2 separate regions of the Homo sapiens genome follow, and region 1 is linked to region 2. Evidence: chromatin loops called from intact Hi-C (ENCODE). Cell type or tissue: left ventricle myocardium inferior. All regions are shown on one strand. Links, peaks and the distances in the headings refer to the core of each region. The heading gives the core; the rest is flanking DNA. Region 1 overlaps SLC14A2 (solute carrier family 14 member 2). Region 2 overlaps PSTPIP2 (proline-serine-threonine phosphatase interacting protein 2).

The links. A loop is a pair of places that touch in the nucleus more often than their neighbours do. Peaks named below come from ENCODE experiments on the same cell type or tissue, not always from the same donor. Only the 100,000 strongest peaks of a DNase experiment are listed, where the experiment ranks them.
Region 1: it touches region 2 in a loop (3-fold over the local background); 4 of 110 quality-filtered maps call a loop at or near these places.

Annotation. Positions count from the first base shown.
Region 1 is chr18:45,661,487-45,669,818 of GRCh38, forward strand. It overlaps SLC14A2 (solute carrier family 14 member 2), which reads left to right. Exons shown (of 20, transcript NM_007163.4): 11 at 2,299-2,421; 12 at 4,651-4,733; 13 at 5,449-5,608; 14 at 6,347-6,536; 15 at 6,863-6,991; 16 at 7,820-8,012. The region is part of intron 7 of LOC105372093 (a long non-coding RNA gene); the gene reads right to left. Among named protein-coding and RNA genes, the nearest start is that of SLC14A2, 50 kb to the left of the region's middle. In left ventricle myocardium inferior, for the core only: CTCF peaks have their summits at 3,803 (motif pointing right) and 4,003; no DNase peak of the experiment used is centred there; H3K27ac peaks cover 1,780 bases.
Region 2 is chr18:46,050,946-46,059,277 of GRCh38, forward strand. All of the region lies in intron 1 of PSTPIP2 (proline-serine-threonine phosphatase interacting protein 2), which reads right to left. Among named protein-coding and RNA genes, the nearest start is that of PSTPIP2, 17 kb to the right of the region's middle. In left ventricle myocardium inferior, for the core only: no CTCF peak of the experiment used is centred there; no DNase peak of the experiment used is centred there.

The sequences.
Region 1 (8,332 bases), core at 48-8,047, 390 kb before region 2:
GTGAATTGGGAACTGAGAGACCCAAATGCAATTCCTAGCTTTGCCAGGATTAATGAACTGTATGATTTGGGTGAGTTAATTTCTCTGAATGGGGAAGGTGAACTGTGATCTTGAAACTCCCATTCAGTTCTGAGTTTATGATTCTAAGGTCAAACTAGGATTACCAAGGGGATGACTAGGGTAGCAGACACTTGGCATATGAGGAACAAGAAGCAGTGGACTGGCAGAGGTGCCTTCCCAGTCTGGCAGACATGCTCTGGGGAATGGCACTATGGGAGAACGCCCCACTTGGTCAGGTGATGCAATGATACCCCTCATCATCCTGCATGAACCCTGCCTGCACAGACGTCCCAGGACAAGTTGACACTCCAGGTATCTCTGAAATGCAGAGTTGAGGGGCACTTCTCAGTCTTGGGAGTTACAGCTCAACACTGACCCCTGGACAGGATGCTGAAACAGTAGCTGCTTCTCCATCCTGAGCCAGAGGGAAGGGACACGATCAGGTGTGTAAACTTTCAGCATAAAAATATAGACAAGGCTGGGCGCTGTAGCTCACGCCTGTACTCCCAGCACTTTGGGAATCCCAGATGGGTGGATCACGAGGTCAGGAATTCAAGACCAGCCTGGCCAAGATGGTGAAACCCTGTCTCTACCAAAAATAGAAAAATTAGCCGGGTGTGATGGTGGGCACCTGTAATCCCAGCTACTCAGGAGGCTGAGGCAGGGAATTGCTTGAATCCGGGAGGTGGAGGTTGTAATGAGCTGAGATTGTGCCACTGCACTCCAGCCTGGGTGACAGAGCAAGACTCCGTCTTAGAAAAAAAAAAGTGTAGACAAGACCTGCTTTCCTTAATCATGCATGCCCCACAGACCCTCTTGTTGTTGGCCCTGCTATGTTCTGAGCTTTGCCATAGTTGTTTCTACATAAGCAGTGTGATCTACCCCAGTGCTTTCCAGCTTTCGTATGCACACGAATCAGCTGGAGATCTTGTTAAAAGCCAATTCAAATTCAGTAGTTCTGGGGTAGGGCCTGAGATTCTGAATTCCAAGCAAGCTCCCTGGTCCACAAACCAGACTGAGTAGCAAAAATGCAGAGAAAAGGATTGGGAGCTGAGTCATGTGACTCACCATTTGTAGGATGCTAAAGAAATCACTCTGAGCCTCAATTTTCCACCTTTTAGTGATAATATATAGTGCCCATTCTATTCAAGGCACTGCTGAAAAGGCCAAATGAGTCAACCCAGAAAATATGCAGATGTAATAGTGTGAATGTTTTCTACTGTTCCAAGCAGCTGCTGGACCATCTAACTCTAGTGTGTACTGGAGCTCCAAGCAGAGCAAGGTAAAACTGCATACCCCCCAGGATCACCAGATTTTCCAATTACGAGACCTGGGTGTGGGTGAGGCAATAGGGCTAGGAGCATGCACTTTAACAAGACACCAAGATAATTCAATGCTGTCAGTTCTTGATCCACACATTGAGAGACCCTATCCCAAGTGATAAGAGTGCTCTGCTCTCCCAATAGTGTGAAAACTGAACATAATAAGGTACAGCAGAGTGCTTCTTGTAGCTGATTACAGACTCAGCACTCCTAGCTCCCCATAAATTGGTATTGGTCAGGCTTTAATAAGCACAGAATTCACCCAGTGGCTCTTGTTAAAATACAGATTCTGATTCCATCAGTCTTGGTTAAGGCCTGAGATTCTGCATTTCTAACAAGCTCCCAGGCAGATGATGCTGATGCTACTGGTCCAGGGACCACAGGGACCACACGTTGAGTAGCAAGAGCTGATGTCAGTTCTCAGCCCAAGCTGCATATTGGAGCCATCTTTTAAATACCATGGGCATTCAAAACTTTAATTTTTTTAAACTGGTCTGAGGTGGAGCTCAGGCATTTTTTTAAAGCACCTGGGTGATTCTAACATGCAGGCAGTTTTGGAACTCCCTGCCACAGATGAAGTCCAAGACGCTGGCTGCCACCTGCTCATGCCAGTGCAAGTTGCAGCTAAATGGGTCTTAGAGTGCTTCCTTGCACACTAAGAAATAAGGCAAACTGCTCATCCATTTCTTGACAGACTATAACTTGGGTTACTGTGGGGAGAGGAAGTAGAAGTTTTAATGGGAGAAATAGAGAAGCTAAGTGTTTTATGCAGAGACTGATGCAATGACTACTCCAGCTTCAGGCTTCACTGCTCTCTCCTTTCCAGCATCTGTGTGATTTTTCCCAGCTCTCTGCTTGGCTCTCTCAGGTGCGGACTAGGTGGGACACTGACCTGTCTTGTTTTGCCCCTGGCTAGGAGGCGGTGGGGAGCATCCACCCACAGCAGGCCCAAAGGTGGAGGAGGGCTCGGAGGCTGTGCTCTCCAAGCACAGGAGTGTATTTCACATCGAGTGGTCATCCATTCGGAGGAGGAGCAAAGGTGTGCATGTCCTCCCCCTCACGCTTGGATCCCTGCCTTCCTAGTCTCTAATAAAACAGGGACAATGGCAATACCTACTTCACAGGGTGGTGGGGAGACCCGCTGGAGTCAGACTTGACCTCTCACACCTGACGTCTGACCAAGGCCACAGTTCCCCGAATGCGTCTGGATGCCCCCTGGGTCTCGGAGAGGCTGAAGCTGGGACAGGCAGTGAGATTCTGGGGTCTCAACCTGGCTGCACATTGGAATCACCTGCATCCCATCCCAGTGACTAGTTTAATTCATCTGCAGAGCAGCCTGGGTGGGCATCAGGAGCTTCTAAAGCTCTCCAGGAGATTCTAATTTGCCAGCAAATCAAAAACCACTGGTCTAGGAGGCTAGAGATGAACAGTTCCCATCTATGGCAATGGTGGGGAGGCCAAGGGCACAGGTAGAGACCCATGGTGGGGAAAGTGCTGCCAAAGGCCAGGAAGAGGGTATCCAAGGGCCGCTAAAGCTGAACAAGTGGAGGCCAGAAATTTGGACGTGGAAGCTGAGAACATGTGGCAGCAAACAGGGAGGAGTCTGGGGAGGTTTCCTCAACCAGCTGCAAGGTTGGAGCAGCCTCATGAAGATCCAGGACACAGGGACCATCTAATCCTGCCTCCAATCCCCAGAGAGGGGGCAGCATTGCCCAGAGTCACACAGCTGACTAGGGCCACTGTTGGGAATAAAAGTGACTCCCAAGTTAGTGCAACATCACATGCTCCCCAGAAGATGCCTGAATGACCTTCTTCCTCCAGCTCCCCCAAGTCTCATCATTTCATACCACAAGTCAGTTAGCCCAGAGAAATGGACTTTGAGTGAATATGGGAAAATACACGAGGTGGAGAGGGGATTGCCGAGGACATTGCACATCTCAAGGGCCCCTGTAGCTCAGGAGTTTGTCTTTGATAGAGGTTCCCCAGCAGAGTGTGGAAGAGACCACGGTTTGCCTCAAAGGCTTAATAAATTCCTCCTAACATCGTCTCAGGATAGGGGCTGTGGTTGGGGAGAGCATAGTAGAGAGCCCTGCAGCACTGGCAGGCAGAGAGGAGCTTCAGACAGAAACAGCGGGTCAGTGGGGATATCACACACAGGCCTCCAATTTCAAGGGATCCCTTCTGCTTCCTACTCTTCCTTTCAAAGCTTTCAAAATGAATTTGTTTGTCCTGAATGGTGTCACCTCCCAAACACACTGGTATCTGCAGTCCCTGTCCCTTCAGAAGTGGGAACACAGTGCCTTCGATGCATCCCTTCTAGTGTTTTGACACCCTGACGACTCATGAGTGCAGAACGGGGGAACAGGCAATTCAGTCTGAAAACACAGGGTAGTCAGAGCCCAGCCTGCTATTCTCACACTTGACCACAGGAGGGAACCAAAGCATCAAGAAGGAAACTTCCAGGGGCCTGAACATCTTTCAGGATGCATAAAACCCTACTGAAATTGGTGGTCTCTAAAAGTAAATTACCTGTAATAATAAAAATGTTTAGATCCACATTGCAAGAGTTTTCTACAATTACAAAGGCTTGCCAAAATCTGCTTCAAGAGATTACATGGATGTCTCTTGTCCTAATCCCACCAGCCATTGCTACTACAATACCTTAAAAAAACAAAAACAAAAACAAACAGAACAGCCTGAGGTCATCCAGGTGAGGAGAGTCATGGCCAAATTCAAACACAGATTATGCATGGCTCATGGCTCAGGCAGCTTAATACTTTATGAACAGGAAGTGAAGGGCTTCAACAACAACCAAGTTTCTTTTTTTTTTTTTTTTTTTTTTTTTTTTGTTCACCTTCAAGTTCTCCATGTGGAACAGGAGAAAGAACCCTGGATTCCGGGATCAAGCACAAGTCACTGTCTCTCCAGGCTGCTGTTTCCTCATCTAAAAAATTATCAAGGTTGAGCTAAATGAGGGCTTCTTAATTAAAAGTTAGTGGAATCTCTGAGCTCCCTAAATTCCTTGTAAAATGCCCTGTTTATATGAAGATGTACACTTTTTCCCCAAAGCGAGGGCCCAGATGGATCCATGACCAGTAAAAGAACAAAAGAGCCTTCGAGCTGCAAGGCCCCATGATTCTGTGCTTCCTCAGTAGGAACAGGAAATACTGCATAATCTTAACACCTCTTGAGCCTTGCAGGACATTAGCTTCTGAGGTGCCAGAGTAGAGGTGTCCTAACTGATGGTGCTCTTTCCTTCTAACTCCAGTGTTTGGAAAAGGCGAACACCAGGAAAGACAAAACAAAGACCCATTTCCCTATCGATACCGGAAGCCCACAGTCGAGCTGCTTGTGAGTACTGAGTGTCCTGAATCAGGGACAGCGCCCTACAGTCACAGAGCCCACAGCAGATGAGGGAGCTGAGAGCTGTAAACAAGGTTCTCCGATTTAGGCAAACTTTTCTTGCATTCGTATTTTCTGAAATGTAATTACCTGGGACAAAAATGTCTCTTTCACAGTTTACTTTGTAACTTTTCATATTCCTTGTATTTGAATTATTATCAGGCTTCCTTTAAACCCAGTATTCAAGCATTTAGGAAATAAGCTGGTGCCTGTTTTCAAAAACAGAATCTTCACATGTTCAATTTCATACCCTTATGTTTATGAACAGTTATATCTTAAAGACTAGACATGCCAGGGAGAAAGCCATTTCTTCTGGAAAGAGTATTAATGTTAAAAAAAAAAAAAGACTAAAAATCTGTGGTTAATCTCAGTTCTACTGTTTGACCTTGACCTTTGAAAATGAGAACCTCCACTTGCCAGAGTCCTCCTCCACAGAACGAAAGTAAAGATGTTATCTTACTGTGCCTCACGGTAGTTAACCTATTAGATGAGGTCATGTGTCAAACAAAAGACAGTCTAATCTACAGAAACAGGGAGGTTAAACAGCAATTTAATGAAATACCAAATGACAATCTTATTTGGTCCCTGAGTGACCACAAACATGAATTCTCAGTGTAAGAACCACCGAATGTGGGAGACTCTTGCCTATCTCTGTCCTGGACAGGATCTGGACACCATGGAGGAGAGCTCTGAGATAAAAGTGGAAACAAACATTTCCAAGACATCCTGGATTCGGAGTTCCATGGCTGCCAGTGGGAAAAGGGTCAGCAAAGCCCTCAGCTACATCACAGGAGAGATGAAGGAGTGTGGAGAGGGACTTAAAGGTAAAATTCTATGAGAACAACACTGACCCTGACCCTAAAAACTCACCTCCACCCATCCCCAGGAAACCCATTGCCATGGGGGTTCCCTATAGACTAGACTTAGACTAGACTGCACTCTGTTACTGTGGTCTTTCCTGGAAGCTGGGAGTTTTGCTGTTAAAACAGACATACAGCCTCTTGAACTATAAATAGCAATACATGCAAGAGTGTGAGCTCATGAGCTCTCATTTCTGAACAGAACACTTCTGCTATCTCAAATATCCCATCTGAATATTGCAGACAGGTGTTTTTCGCATTGGGATTCTAGAGCCAGCATTCTAGAAAAACGCCATCTGGATGGTTCATGGGAGAACTGTGTCTACCATGCCAATAGGTTCTCTTTAGCAATCTTTCCAGAGCTCAGCCCATGGGTTTAATGCCCTCTATGCAGCAAGAACATGTTCTTGAAAATTCATGGTACCACCACAGGGGTCAGAGGCAGCTCAGGGCACCTAATCCCCCCTGCCAGAAAAACAACCTGGAGGTCACATCTGGCTGGTGATGGGTCTCAAGAGTTTTCTTGGCAGTCAGATGCTCTCTTGAGTTCCTTGTTTACCATCTTTGGTGGCAGGTGACAGCAGGTGGCTGGCTTCCTGCAAACCCACTTCGGATATCCAGATTCCCTCACACCCTCCATCTGCCCACCCAGGGCTGCCCACACTGAGCACTTGCCTACTTCCTGCCCCGGTTCCATTTCAGACAAGTCCCCAGTGTTCCAGTTCTTTGACTGGGTCCTCCGAGGCACATCTCAAGTGATGTTTGTGAACAACCCCCTCAGCGGCATCCTCATCATCCTCGGCCTCTTCATCCAGAACCCCTGGTGGGCGATCTCAGGCTGCCTGGGTACCATCATGTCCACCTTGACAGCCCTCATCCTGAGTCAGGACAAGTAAGTCCCAGAGGCTCAGGGTCCAAACATGTAGCCAAGAAGTCACTCCCCATGGGGACCATTCTTCCTCTTCCCAGCTGAGAAATCCTCAAAATAAGGACACTGACAACTAAAAATGACTGTTCCCTGGTTATTTTGTCATAGCAACATATTTCTAGAGAAATATGAAGGATTCATAGGGTTGTCTTCCTTCCCCACTCCCAGAAGGGTGGTCTATTTGAAGGCGTGTGTAGTCAGGCCCCAGATAAAAAGAATCTGACTCAATAGGAAAATGTAAAGGGCCCTGGGGAAGCCCCTGCTCCACCTGACCCTCCCTCTCCTGCCAGGTCGGCCATCGCTGCAGGATTTCACGGCTACAATGGGGTGCTGGTGGGGCTGCTGATGGCCGTGTTCTCAGACAAAGGTGACTACTACTGGTGGCTGTTGCTACCCGTCATCATCATGTCCATGTCTTGGTAAGTTTGCTTTTGAAGGGTTGTGGGTTCATATCAATGGCCACCAACCTTTTCATCCCAATCCCATGACCGTCTGTCTAAACGTGATATTAAAGTGGCATGTATTTAGCTTGCACATCAGAAATGTCCACTGGACTAATAACTAAGTTTATACCATGGTAGCCCCATGCTAGGTCTATACACAGTATCCCATTAGCGACCACCCTTTATTATTCTTTTAAGATCTAAATGGTTTTTGGTCTCACCCTGCCAGAGTGCAGAGAAAGAAACTGAGGCCCACATTGGTTAAGAGCTGCACTATAGGGTCCTGTCAGTTTCTGGAAATCTTTTCAACCCTCCCCTACCCCGGCTTTTCTAAATCCTTGGGACCCCTGAGCAGACCAAGACCACCTCCCAGGGTAGGCTGAAGGCCCAGCCATGGGGAAGCCCTCAGTGCCTGCTCTACCCCATGTTGAGAAAACACAGGGCACCCTGGCCACAAAGCCCATGCACACAGCCACTCAAAAAAACATTTGTTGAATGAATGTGATTCCCTCCCCTCGGCCTCCCCAACCTGATGCCTGGGGATGGAGCTATAGGATTCCTGAAGGAAGTTCTGAGACTGCCTGCCTTATATCTTCTTCTGAAGTTGAGTCTGGGTGCCCCACCCTGTCACTGTGCAGGGAGGAAGAGGCCCAGGGAAAGACCTGCTCAGGGCCAGTCAGGCTCCAGAGAATACCCAGCAGGCTGCTTTTCTCTAGGAAGGCACAGGGAGCCCCCACTGCAGCACAGTCTAGTGTTATGACCAGGCGGCTTCCTGACCAGCATCTCTCATGCTTCTGCCATCAGCCCCATCCTCTCCAGTGCCCTGGGTACCATCTTCAGCAAGTGGGACCTCCCAGTCTTCACACTGCCCTTCAATATCACTGTGACTTTGTACCTGGCAGCCACGGGCCACTACAACCTTTTCTTCCCCACAACGCTGCTGCAGCCTGCATCCGCCATGCCCAACATCACCTGGTCAGAGGTCCAAGTGCCCTTGGTACGTATCATGGAAGGAGGAAGGGCAGGTCTGTCCACACTGGATGTTACTGGCATTTGCATATTTTGCACATCAGAAACATCCACAAGTAATAATTTTTAACAATTACACAGTACCAAGCATTCTACATATATATCTCATGAGCTGCCATCCTTTTCTACTTCTGAGAGCAAAAAGGGCTAGTTTTGGTCTCACTCTATGATAGCACAGAGAAGGAAACTGCGGCCACGTTAAGAGACCTGCCTTAGGTCTTACAGCCAATTAGGGAGGAGCAAAGTCAAGACTAGAACTTCAGCCTCCTGACTTCCAGCCTGGGCTCT
Region 2 (8,332 bases), core at 263-8,262:
TCCACCTCCTAGGTTCAAGCCATTCTCCTGCCTCAACCTCCCAAGTAGCTGGGACTACAGGTACCCACCACCACACCTGGCTAATTTTTTGTATTTTTAGTAGAGACAGGTTTTCACTATGTTGGACAGGCTGGTCTCGTACTCCTGACCTCAGGTGATCCACCTGCCTCAGCCCAAAAAGCTGGGATTATAGGCCTGAGCCACTGCACCTGGCCTGTTTGGATTCTCATAACAAAAATTGAACATAAGGCCGGGTGCAGTGGCTCACACCTGTAATCCTAGCACTTTGGGAGGCCAAGGCAGGAGGATCACTTGAGGACAGGAGTTCAAGACCAGCCTGGGCAATGTGGTGAAACCCTGTTCCTACTAAAAATACAAAAATTAGCTGGGTGCATGGTGGGCACCTGTAATCCCAGCTACATGGGAGGCTGAGGTGGGAGAATCACTTGAGCCCGGGAAGTGGAGGTTGCAGTGAGCCAAGATCGCGCCACTGCACTCCACCCCGGCTACAGAGCAAGACTCTGTCTCAAGAAAAAAAAAAATTGAACATAAAACTGAAAACAACACAGATTATTTTCTATTATGTATGTTAAGGTCATGGCTTTTTGAAAGACCATTATTCCTGGAAACTTAACATAGAAGGCATAAGAGTCAGTAGATTTCAATGTTCAGAAAGTTGGTTAATGTTTGACATTACCCATCTAAACATCAACATGATCCAAATCCCAGAAAAGCCCCAAACCCCCAGGGACATGAGAAATTCAATTCACAATTCCATTGAAAGAGAAAACCTGAGAATTGAAGTAGGTGTTTTAATTCACAAACATTCAACCACCTCTGAGTGTATTACTGAAGTTAATGTTCAGACTTTTCCAGTTAATAAAAAACAAGTTGAAGTTCTGTTGGATATCCCTGAGAGGTGAACAACCACATATATCACAGGGTAGAATTAGTGATGCATCATATTACCGGGCAAATCAGTGATGCGTTCAAGATGTGTGAAATGCAGACCCCACGGGTCTCCTCCTGATCCATGGCATTCCCTGAGAACCCCTGGGCATGCCCAAGACAGGAGCGGGGAGGCAGGCAACTGCCAGGAAGTGGCTATACCCAAAACTGGAACTAGGTCCGCAAATATGGGACCAGAGGAACAGAGTGAGACACCAAACCTCAGCAGCTCTAGAAAGCAAGCCAGGTCAAACAACAAATGTGCTGCCACTACTGTCAAAAGCAAATATAGAACTAGGAGCTAGGAACTTGAACTAGGTCAAACCCAGGGGAATGTCCAACATTGCTTCACCAGCTGACTTGTGTTCCTTTTCACTCCAAGTACAACGTTTAGGCCCAACCCATAGAAATTCCAAACAGCTTCTGACTACTATGTCACATCCCTACCACAATACAATTTTGAAGGTCTTTGATCTCTATCAGCTAGCCTCTAGTTGAGCCAGATAAGCAAAGTACAACAAATATTGAAGGCTTATGACACCATATAACTTTGAAGACCTAACCACAACCCTGTAAAGGCTGGGATGCATTTCACAGCTGCTAACTGGGGAACCTTGGCTTACCTCTTTATCCCAAGAAATTGCAAGTTAATAGAAAATGTTTAATGTTAATTTAAAAAAAAAAACTTTTTCTAAGGTAAAACCTGACCTCAGTGCATTCATTCCCATTCAGTTTCTCCCATCTTATCCATCTTCAAATCCCAAAGCATAATTGAAAGAATCCTCCAAAACAAATTCCCTTCTGTTCTTCACACTTGGATTTTCCCAGACAAAAGTAGATTTACAGTTTCTAATACTTTTTGAACCAGAAATGAATCAGTGTTCATTATCGATGAATCAGAAGGTACAATTACTAAGATTATCCCATCTCCTAAATGTTCTAAGTAATCAAAGAGTCTATTTACTTTCCTACAGTGCTCTAGTTTTAGAGTGCTAGGATATCAGAGGTAGAGTACATCTTGGAGATCAATCATATCATTAATTTCCATCTTTTTACAAATGAAAAAACAAACAAGCATAGATTGCAAGTTGACCAAAATCTTTAGACTCTTCATATGAACAAAAATACATAAATACAAAAAAGTAATCTCCAAGTTTACACATCAGACTGATTAACTTTGCCTCCGATAAGTAACACCAGTGTCCATTGTTTATTCCAAGAACTTTTCACCTTCCATGTCTCAGTGGGTCAGCCTTCTCCAATCCTTGAAATATGTGACTCTTGTTTCTACTTGCTATTTATAAAACTGACATTTTGTGTTGTCCTTGAGGTTTTTTTCCAAAGTTTTCATTTAAATTAAGTTTTAGATTAAGCTTATTTCTAACTTCACTACTGCCATTTCACTGAGGCCAGCCCAAGTTCAGTTTACTTCAGGTCCATAACTTATGGGAGTGAGGATGTTTTATATATTCAAATTTCAGAATTAAGCAAGTCTTAAATGTTAGGATTTTAGAAGCGACTTACAGGAAGTGTTTCTTTCAGTACATGTTCATCGAAGTCCAATGCCTTTTCTCCTCCTCTAACTTGCTGATTTTTTACCCAGCTTGATCTAATGAACATCTTACATGAGTTTTCAGCACAGCAGAGTATGCAAACATCTTGATGTGAAACACATGTGAAAATGACATTCAATTCAGCCAGACCATTAAGTCTGATTCATTGAAACTAAACCTCAACTAAATTGAGTTGAAAACTTATACCCACACAAACTTGCACACAAATGTTTATAGAAGCTGTAGTCATAATTGCCAAAAATTGGAAGCGACCAAGATCCTTCAATAGGTGAGTGGATAAACTGCTACATCCATACAATGGAACATTAATCAATGATAAGAAGAAATGAGCTATCAAGCCACAAGAAGACATGAGGGGATCTTAAATGCATAGCGCTAAGTAAAAGAAGCCAGTCTGAAAAGGCTACACACTGTATGACTCCAACTACAATCATATGTCACTCAACAATGGGGATACGTTGTAAGAAATGCATCATTAGGTGATTCTGTCATTATTTGAACATCACAGAGTGTAGTTACACAAACCTAGATGGTGTAGCCTACTACACAGTGAGGCTATATGGTATGGCCTATTGCTCCTAGGCTACAAACCTGTACGGCATGTCACTGTGTTGAATATTGTAGGCAATACTCACACTGGTGAGTATTATGTATCTAAACATATCAAACAGAAATGGTATAGTAAAAATACTTGTACAGAGGATGTTTTTAAATGGTACATCTGTATAAAGCAACTCCATTATTATTTTATGGGACCACCATCATATATGCAGTCTCTTGTTGACCAAAACGTCATTATGTGGCCCATGTCTACATATGACATTCTAGAAAAGGCAAAACTATAGAGATTGTAAAAAGATCATTGGTTGCCAGGGGTTTAAGGAAGAGTGATGGATGAAAAAGTGGAGCACAGGGGAATTTTAAGGCAGAGAAACTACTCTGTATGATACAATAATTGTGGATATATGACATTATTCATTTGTCAAAACCCATGGGACACAAAGAGCTACACCTAATATAAACCATGAGCTTCAGTGAATAATAATGTATACATACTGGTGCATAATTGTAACAAATATACCACATTAATGCAAGATGTTAATAATAGGAAAAATAGGGAGAACGGATGGGAAATCTGGGCTTGAGTTCAAGTTTTCTGTAAACCTAAAACCGCTCTAAATAATAAAACCTACTAATTTTTTTTTTTTTTTGAGACAGAGTCTTGCTCTGTCGCCCAGGTTGGAGTGCAGTGGCGCGATCTTGGCTCACTGCAACCTCTGCCTCCTGGGTTCAAATGATTCTCCTGCCTCAGCCTCCTGAGTATCTAGGATTACAGGCACGTGCCACCACGCCCAGCTAATTTTTGTATTTTTAGTAGAAACGGGGCTTTACCGTTGGTCAAGCTGGTCTCAAACTCCTGACCTCGTTATCCACCCGCCTCAGCCTCCCAAAAACCTACTAATTTTTAAAAATTGTTGAAAATGAGGCAACAGCATATTTTAGCTTTGTAGGTAATTAACAGAAACTAGTTTTTAGTGACTTGATCGTATCAGCAAATTGGCTCTTGTCAACTGATTTTCAGCAATTTGGCCAGTTCCTGCTTCCTACTAAAGTCGCACTGGTCTTTCTGTTCCTCTAACTGATCCTTTCCAGCCTCACTGTTATCTCTCCCCTTTCCCCTGACATCCAGAAGGCTAGCTTGACCTTACCACATCTCAATTCAAATGTCATCTCCATGGAGAAGTCCTCTATGGTCCCTCTGTCCCTCATACACATCCAGTGCCTCTCCCTCCAATCACCTAATGTGGTAGGTAGATAGTGACACCCTCTCCCAAAGATGTCCAAATCCTAATCCCTGGAATTATTAATAGTTAATTTGTACTTTGTATAGTCTCACTCTGCTACCCAGGCTGGAGTGCAGTGATGTCATCACAGCTCACTGCATTGGGCTCAAGTGATCCTCCCACCTCTGCCACCCCAGTAGCTGGGACTGCAGGCACATGCCACCATGCCCAGCTAATATTTTGTATTTTTTTCGTTGAGGTTTCATGATGTTGCCCAGGTTGGTCTCAAACTCCTAGGCTCAAGCGAGCTGCCTGCCTCGGCCTCCCAAAGTGCTAGGGTTACAGGCATGAGCCACTGTGCCCAGCCAGTGCCAACATTTGTGATTGTTAAGGCTAATAATGCACACAGCCAAATCCTCTCCAAAATAACTCTAACAGCTTACCCGCAATGACTAAATGCTCATTTCCTGCACCTTCCCCCAGTGAAAGATACTGACACTTGATATACTTTTTAAAACTTGCTAAAAGCAAAACTGTACAATTTGGACTTTTTTATTAGTAGTAAAGTATAAAAGTTCTCCATATTTTTACAATTTACTTTTAGACTCTCATTTGTCTACTGGAAAAATCACTTTTAAAAGAGGATTAGGAAAATAAAGGTAGAGAAAGCAGGCAAACAAGCTTCTACTCCACGGGAAAACCGAGTATTTTTAGACTGTATCTTTCTTGTTTAGTAAGTACCTAACTGAACTGCAGGTGCATTTTCTCACTAGGACAGCTTCTATAGGAGCCCCAAGCACAAACTTGCCCTCTCCCTTCTCTCTCTACAGCAGAGATGGGCTCCCCACAGCTCCACAGCCCTGCAGGGGCTGGGATGATGGGGAATCTGTGCTGGCTTCGCTTCTTATGTCCAGGTGGTCCCTCGGCAATGTAGATCCCTTAGCTGGTCTGGGAGTCTGTAGGAATTCCCTTTGCAAAATGGATCATCACTTATGTTCTCCAACTCCCCTCTCCAGGCTTTCCCTGCCCACCCCAAATCCATGCTTCCCTCTGTTGTGCCCTGTGCTTCCTTAAAGTACTCATTGGTCCAAAACGTCACCCTCCTCCAGGGCCCCTACTAGGATGAGGCATGGTCGTGCATGTGCAGGGTTCAATTCTGTCTTTCTTTACAATTTTGAGGGGCCAGGCGTGGTTGCTCATGCCTGTAATCCTAGTGCTTTGGGAGGCCAAGGTGGGAGGATCGCTTGGGCCAGGAGTTTGAGACCAGGAGTTTGAGACTAGTCTGGGCCACACAGCAAGACTCTGTCTCTACAAGAAATTTTTAAAATAGCAGAGCATGGTGGTGCACACCTGTGGTCCCAGCTACTCCGGGGGCTGAGGCAGGAGGCTCACTTGAGCCAAAGAGTTCAAAGCTGCAGTGAGGTATGGTTGCACCACTGCACTCCAGCCTGGGCAGAAGAGTGAGACCCTGTCTCTAAAGAAATAAAGTTTTGATATTTTGTTCCTGGAAGGGTTTTTCTCATTAACTTTGTTTTTTTAAAATATTACATTAAAGAATAATTTATCTTGGCCAGATGCGGTGGCTCACACCTGTAATTCCAGCACTTTGGGAGGCCAAGGTGGGCAGATCACTTGAGGTCAGGAGTTCAAGACCAGCCTGGCCAACATGGTGAAACTCCATCTCTACTAAAAATACAAAAAAATTAGCTGGGTGCAGTGGTGGGTACCTGTAATCCCAGCTACTTGGGAGGCTGAGGCAGGAGAACTGCTTGAACCGGGGAGGCGGAGGTTGCAGTGAGCCGAGATCAGGGCATTGCACTCCAGCCTGGGCGACAGAACAAGACTCCATCTCAAAGGAAAAAAACTACTGAGGGTTTTTTTGGCTCCCCCTTAAATTTTACGTGCAAGGCAAGTGCCTCAGCCTAGCCCTGGCTCTGCCTGCGTCCCACTCAGCAGAGACCCCTCCCTCCCTCCACAGGGGCCTCCCTCAGAGAAAAGATTGCTTGGTCACATGAAGGTGCACATGACTTAACCACCACCTTTCTTGGGAGACATTTAAAACTATTTTTTCTTTTCTTTTTCTTTTTTTTTTTGAGGCAGAGTTTCACTGTCGTCACCCAGGCTGGAGTACAATGGCGCAGTCTCAGCTCACTGCAACCTCCACCTCCCAGGTTCAAGCGATTCTTCTGCCTCAGCCTCCAGAGTAGCTAGGATTACAGGCGAGCGCCACCACGCCTGTCTAATTGTTTTGTATTTTTAGTAGAGATGGGATTTCACCACGTTGGCCAGGCTGGTCTCAAACTCCTGACCTCAGGTGATCCACCCACCTCCATCTCCCAAAGCACTGGGATTACAGGCGTGCCCCACTGTGCCTGCCCAAAACTATTTTTTCTTAATTTACAGAATATCTCATTGTTCTATGATGAACACATTAGCAAAAAAGAAAAATCAAAAACCACCCATAGGCCAGGCGTGGTGGCTCACACCTGTAATCCCAGCACTTTGGGAGGCCGAGGCAGGCGGATCGTGAGGTCAGGAGATCAAGACCATCCTGGCTAACACGGTGAAACCCCGTCTCTACTAAAAAATACAAAAAATTAGCCGGGCGTGGTGGCGGGCGCCTGTAGTCCCAGCTACTCGGGAGGCTGAGGCAGGAGAATGGCGTGAACCCGGGAGGCGGAGCTTGCAGTGAGCGGAGATCGCACCACTGCACTCCAGCCTGGGTGACAGAGTGAGACTCCGTCTCAAAAAAAAAAAAAAAAAAAAATCACCCATAATCTTAAAAACCAGGTAAAATTTCTACTTTTATGTTTTTTAAAAAATACAAAACTCTGGGTCAGAGGAAGAGATGGCTTGCTAACCTGCCATTCCTTAGCATGATAATAAGTACACTTCTTCAACATCTCATGTAGACAATTACACTTGCCTACCTGTATAGGATGGGAGACTCCTGGAAAAGACTCTGAAAAGATCCTCTATGAGTAATTTACCCCTGGAGGTTGGGATTTGAAGGCTAAGGGAGGGATTTTTATGGTTTTTTACTCCATATACATCTGTATTGTTTTGATATTTTACAATAAGCATGTGTTATATTCCTAGTTTTTTTTTGTTTTTTGTTTTTTTGAGACAGAGTATCACTCTGTCGCCCAGGCTGGAGTGTAGTAGCACGATCTCGGCTCAGCGCCACCTCCTCCTCCCGGGTTCAAGCAACTCTCCTGCCTCAGGCTCCTGAGTAGCTGGGACTACAGGGGTGCGCCACCACACCCAGCTATTTATTTTTTGTATTTGTAGTAGAGACGGGGTTTCACCGTGTTGGCCAGGCTGGTCTCAAACTCCTGACCTCGTGATCCACCCACCTTGGCCTCCCAAAATGCTGGGATTACATGCATGAGCCACTGCACCTGGCCCTACATTCCTAGTTTTTTAAGGTACCAATAAAAATGAAAAATAAATAGCTCATGGAATCCATAGGCGGTTCTCTCTGCTTAAAGGCAGGGGTGCTGAGGAGAGGTCTCGCTGCAAGATAATTGTCATTAGGCAGGTCCTGTCACCAGCGGGGTGGGACCCTCTGTGTCCTCAAGGGAATGGTTGTGGCCTTGCCACAGGCAGGTGGCCAGGACCTAGGACCCTGGACACTGCCTGGGAGGCTGGTCCACTTCCATCTGGGTTTGGGTACAAGTTGCAGGTTTGGTATTTTTTGTATTCTATGGTCTGAACAAGTATACTTGCTCTTCTTTTAATACTTTAGGGGGAAATCCTCTTAATTCTTTTTTTTTCTTTTTTTCTTTTTCTTTTTTTTTTGTGAGATAGGGTCTCCCTCTGTCGCCCAGGCTGGAGTGCAATGGTGCGATCTTGGCTCGCTGCAACCTCCGCCTCCCAGGTTCAAGTGATTCTTCTGCCTCAGCCTCCTGAGTAGCAGGGATTACAGGCACGCACGACCATGCCCAGCTAATTTTCATATTTTTAATGGAGACAGTGTTTCAACGTGATGGCCAGGCAGGTCTTTTTTTTAATTTAAGACAGAGT